Regions from separate parts of the Homo sapiens genome. Here region 1 is linked to region 2. The links are chromatin contacts, found by Hi-C or POLR2A ChIA-PET in ENCODE. All regions are on one chromosome and are shown on one strand. Each heading gives the region's core, a stretch centred on a gene start or an enhancer-like site at or near the end of the contact. The rest is flanking DNA. Distances are from core to core; before and after follow the strand shown. Region 1 overlaps LOC101927025 (a long non-coding RNA gene). Region 2 overlaps LOC101927025 (a long non-coding RNA gene).

Region 1 (2,700 bases), core at 56-2,555, 36 kb before region 2:
GGCTGAGAGAACAGGGGACAGACTGCCTTTTAGAAAGACCACTCTGAACAGTGGCAGCCTCTCCCACCAAAATATCAGCCCTTGGGGGTCTGTTTTTGCTGCCACTGTCTTGCTACCTGAGTGTTCAGCACATAGTGGGTACACAGAAATTATTTCTGGAATGAATGAATGAGTGAGTGAATGGATGTTCTTTGTTTTGGTTTTTTTTTTTTTTGAGACGGAGTCTCGCTCTGTTGCCCAGGCTGGAGTGCAGTGGCGCGATCTCGGCTCACTGCAAGCTCTGCCTCCCGGGTTCGCGCCATTCTCTTGCCTCAGCCTCCCGAGTAGCTGGGACTACAGGTGCCCGCCACCACGCCCGGTAATTTCTTGTATTTTTTTAGTAGAGATGTGGTTTCATCATGTTAGCCAGGGTGGTCTTGATCTCCTGACCTCGTGATCCAGCCGCCTCAGCCTCTCAAAGTGCTGGGATTACAGGCGTGAGCAACCGCGCCCGGCCAAGTGAGTGAATGGATGAATAAATCAGTGAATAGTGGCAGGATAGAGGATGGAAGAAGGGTGGGGGGCTCTTACTGCAGCCCTGAGTGTAGGTAAGGACCTTTCTACGCCAGGGGAATGGGGCTAGAAAGAAGAGGCAGAATTTGCCATCATCTGGTATATTCGAGGCCATACAGGCCTCACAGTGCTTCTTGGAGGTGTTTCTGTATTTCTGACATGTTCAGAAATGTCTACAAGACTAAAGCAGTCGTGAGATATAATCAGGATTGAAATGTATTCCAAAGCTTGTCCCCCGCCCTGCCCCAGCCCTGGGAAATATTATTCTTCAAGCACAGACAGCTGGGCAGTGGGATGCGGACTCCGCATTCTCCAGACCAGAACACACCCAGGCCAGGTGGACACATTTGCGGCTCCTTCCAGCCAGAGGTTTCATTCTGGGTTTGGCAGTCATTTTGGGGTTTCTGTGTCCTAGAGATGTTGAACTCTGTACTTAATCTAGGTTTAATAGGCAGCTATTATGTTAAATAGAGACCAGCTGAACTGATTATTTAAGACATAGTTATGGTCATTTAACAACTATGTGGTTTGACTGCTACATCTCAAGAAAGGTTTTCCAGCCCCTGGCTATGATTACCATTTTGGTAACTGTCCTCACCTAGCCGCTGCTTGCCTGAGGGCCCGGAAGCTCCCCACTCTGCCTCTTTCCCTGGTCCCCTGACTGGTCTCTTTGCCGAGTGTCGGAGCGTCCATGGAGGTCAGGGAACTGGAGCTGAGGCTACGCATGGCTGTGCAGGAGGGCGTGGCCCTGCAGGCAGGGTGCCTGCCAAGCACCTGTCCACAAGGCTCTGGATTTGTCTCTCAATGGGAGCCTGGCTTTGCTGGAGAGCTCAGAAGCCACAGCTGAGCCCAGGAGGGGACGAAGTCACTTGGAACCCCTCTAGAAGAAAAGAGTCTGTGTGTAAGAAAGAAACTGGAAGAAAACTATAGGGGTACAAATTCGCTAGAAGTTTCCCTAGTGCAAGGTTACTTAAAGGAACATTGGACCAGTGCTGCTGCGACCTGTTCTAACTGGCCCACAAATTGAGGATAAGAATTCAGGAACTTGCATAGCACTTTCAAATTGCCACAGTACCTAAGCATCCCATCAACGTGCCCAGCTCATTGAACAGGGTGTAGACCAGTTTGCGCATTGAACTCCCAGCAGAGGCCCTCCTAGCTGCAACTAGTCATGTGTGAGGACCATAGAACTGTCCACCAAGGACTGGAAGTGTTAAAGCTGGTCTTCGAGCTCAGATGCTTTAAGAACCACGGCTTGGGTCGGGGGAGGGGGGAGGGATAGAATTAGGAGAAATACCTAATGTAAATGACGAGCGAATGGGTGCAGCACACCAACATGGTACATGTATACATATGTAACAAACCTGCACGTTGTGCACATGTACTCTAGAACTTAAAGTATAAAAAAAAAAAAAAAAAAAACACCACGGCTTGAGTGCAGGATCTCTCACCTCATTTGTTTCCCCACCCGGCCTGTGCCCTTTGAGCACATAGCAGGACTTTTTAAATCTTCCTTATGTACGTTTAGAAATGCTTATAATGGGCCGGGCGCGGTGGCTCATGCCTGTAATCCCAGCACTTTGGGAGGCCAAGGTGGGTAGATCACGATCGGGAGATAGAGACCATCCTGGCTAACACGGTGAAACCCTGTCTCTACTAAAAATACAAAAAATTGGCCGGATGTGGTGGCGGGCCCCTGTAGTCCCAGCTACTCAGGAGGCTGAGGCAGGAGAATGGCGTGAACCCAGAAGGCGGAGCTTGCAGTGAGCCGAGATCGCACCATTGCACTCCAGCCTGGGCGACAGAGCAAGACTCTGTCTCAAAAAAAAAAAAAAAGAAATGCTTATAATCGGCCAGGCACAGTGGCTCACACCTGTAATGCCAGCACTTTGGGAGGCTGAGGTGGGCAGAGCAACTGAGGTCAGGAGTTCAAGACCAGCCTGGCCAACATTGTGAAACCCCATCTCTACTAAAAATACAAAATCTCTACTAAAAATACGAAAAATACAAGCACTGATCTGAAGCACTTGTACTTTTATATTAAATCACTTAGACCTATGAGGTGGATATACTTCTAATCCCATTGTGCAGATGATAAAACCAAAACAGAGAAAAGTTAAGTAACTTGCCTAAGTCAATATAACTAGC
Region 2 (2,700 bases), core at 13-2,512:
GGTCAACAATACACTCAGACCCCAGGGGCAATTCTAGATCCACTTCTAAATTTTAACACAGGCCTAGTTGAAATGAAAAAAAAAAAAAGATCCAGCTAGGCACGGTGGCTCGTGCCTGTAATCTCAGCATTTTGGGAGGCCAAGACAGGAGGATCACTTGAGGCCAGAAGTTCAAGACCAGCCTGGGCAACAGAGCAAGACCTCGTCTCTACAAAAAAAAATTAGCCAGGCATAGTGGCCCACGCTTGTCATCCCAGCAACTAGGCTGCTGAGACTGGAGGATCACTTGAGCCCAGGAGTTTGAGGCTGCGGTGAGTCATGATCACCCCACCGCACTCCAGCCTGGACAACACAGCAAGACCCTGTCTCAAAAAAAAAAAAAAGGAAAAATGATCCTAATAAGAACATAATTTTAATGCTGGCTTTGCTCTAATCCCAGCCAATCATGCCTTTCACTAAAAAGCTTAAAAAGTACACATGAACTTATCAGGTTGAATCTTCACATTTGCATGTAAATCTGATTTCTTCCCTGTTTACAAGTATGCCCTTATCGCCCAGCTTCTTGATACTCAGTGTGGTCTGCAGCAATAGCAACATCTGAGAGTCTCCCAGAAATGCGGAATCTCAGGCCCCACTCCAGACCCACAGAATCAGAACATGCAACGTTAACAACATTGCTAGGTGATTTGTTTGTATAGGAAAGTTGGAGGAGCACGTGACCCCAAGAAATCTCAAATAGCAGCAATTTTACAAACATTTCTCTTTGGTGTATCTAAAGACAGCATGGACTAGTAAAAGCTGTTTTGTTTTGTTTTTAAAATAAAAAAACAAAGACAGGGATCTTGCTGGGTTGGCCAGGGTAGTCTTGAACTCCTGGCCTCAAGCAATCCTCCCACCTTGGCCTCCAAAAGTATTGGGATTACAGGCATGAGCCACCACACCAGCCAAAAGCTATTTTTTTTAATACAAAGAGTCTACCGAGAGACAACGCCCCCCAGACAAGAGCCACCTGAGTGGCCCACAGTGAACTGTCTCAGAAATGTCATTTCTCAGGTGAACAAGCCAGCTTTTCAGGCTTCAGTGTCAGTTTTCAGTTTTCAGGTTTCAGTCCAGAAACCCTGGACTAAACCAGCTTTTCAGGGCCCTGTGTTGCACTTGAATGCTCAGCTACCCGCTTACCCAGCCACCAGCAACACCAATATCACCACGGCGACTCTGCCTCTTCACCCACCACACCCACCCGCCCTGCCTACAACTGTTCTGGGCCTGTAGTTCCCAGAGCCGCAGGGAGGGTGTCGTGGGTTTATCAAAAAAATTGGAAAAAGGAAAGAAAAGTGGCTTTCAAATTCCTTTCAAATGACTAGAGAATAAAACTGGTCTTTGGCCATATGGAAAAAAAAATGCACCCAAAAATGAGGTAATAGGGGAATAGCAATGAACCTCAGAGGCTGTCCTTAAACCAAACCTACGATGGGTTTGGAAATGTCCTTATAAAGCCATATTGGACATGCCACTGGTGATTCCTTGGTGGCCTGGCTGTGTGTGGTATGGGGCTGAGACCAGAACCGTGGAATCCCGGGTTACAGGAAGGTCGGAGCTGTTTCAGTCACCAGCCAAATCTACAATTAGTCCTTCGGGGAGATATTTCGGAAGGGACCCCTGGCTGGAAGAAGGACCCAAGCCTGGGAAAGCCAAGGAGCCTTCTCCAGAGGGCGTTGCTCGGCTTTTCTCAAGGCTTGCTGGAATTTCATTATCCCACTCACGGAGTACAGATGGGAATTTAATAATTAATTAGGGAATTGCTCACCCCAGAGCGCGTGCAAGGGGATTATGCAAATCAGTCGAGATTGTGGCAAACGGCTGAATATTTTATAGTGTGTTTAATTTGCAAACACTACCCACTGAGACGGCTTAGGTAGGAAACCTATAATAATAATTATTATTACTCATCAAAAACCACTTGAGTTTCCATCAAACTGCCTTCCTTTCAACTGCTTCCACCAAACCCTTCCCCCAAGAAATGTAGTATTTTTTAAAAAATGAAAAACAGAAAGTAACCGAAATTCAAAAGAATATTACGAATGAAATGAATCTGTCTAGATAAAATAAAAACTAACCTGGACGCTACCTTTTGCCAGCCTACAACTCTTGTAACACTCAAATATCTTCCATCCTGATAGTTTTCTCCTCTAGATACCAACTGAGCTAGCAAGCTGAACACAAAAGAGAGCAATGTGTTCCCCTGTGTGCACTCCACACACTACTTAATGCATTAATTAAGCCAACCATTGATTCTGTAAACACCCCTACATCCTTCCTATAAATATTCTTTTGCTTAAATAATCTGGAGCCATTTCCTATTACCTCCCAACAAGTGCCCTAGCTGCTCTAGCTTGTAAGGATAATAAGGGCTGGAGAAGTCCACGCTCCAGGGACTTCTAGCTAATTCCACCTGTTCCACCACCAGCACCGCCACAGGTTGAAAACTCAGTCCTCTAGAACAGGATTGGCAAACTTTTTCCATAAAGGGCCAAATAGTAAATATTTAGGCCTTGCGGGCCATACGGTCTCAGTTGCAACTTCTCAACTCTGCTGTTGCAACACGAAAGCAGCCTCAACCAATATGTAAACAAATGAGCATGGCTGTGTTCCAATAAAGCTTTATTCACAAAAACAGATGGTGGGCCAGATTTGGCTGCC

The links. Hi-C counts contacts between places; a loop is a spot of excess contacts on that map. ChIA-PET counts read pairs that join two places held with the same protein, here RNA polymerase II (POLR2A). Pooled maps may share reads with other maps.
Region 1: a map of astrocyte of the cerebellum shows a loop between it and region 2 (4-fold over the local background). The contact joins two enhancer-like sites. A Hi-C loop is called at or near these places in 2 of 168 maps with a recorded cell type or tissue (astrocyte of the cerebellum and tibial artery) and 4 of 50 pooled maps. POLR2A ChIA-PET finds 5 or more read pairs at or near these places in 1 of 52 experiments (BJ).

Annotation. Positions count from the first base shown.
Region 1 is chr15:93,156,881-93,159,580 of GRCh38, reverse strand. The region is part of intron 4 of LOC101927025 (a long non-coding RNA gene); the gene reads right to left. Among named protein-coding and RNA genes, the nearest start is that of RGMA, 69 kb to the right of the region's middle. Within about 2 kb of position 1,305, at least 2 of the 41 ENCODE cell types and tissues checked have a DNase peak (open chromatin) inside an H3K27ac peak, as active enhancers do.
Region 2 is chr15:93,121,258-93,123,957 of GRCh38, reverse strand. The region is part of intron 3 of LOC101927025 (a long non-coding RNA gene); the gene reads right to left. Among named protein-coding and RNA genes, the nearest start is that of RGMA, 33 kb to the right of the region's middle. Within about 2 kb of position 1,262, at least 2 of the 41 ENCODE cell types and tissues checked have a DNase peak (open chromatin) inside an H3K27ac peak, as active enhancers do.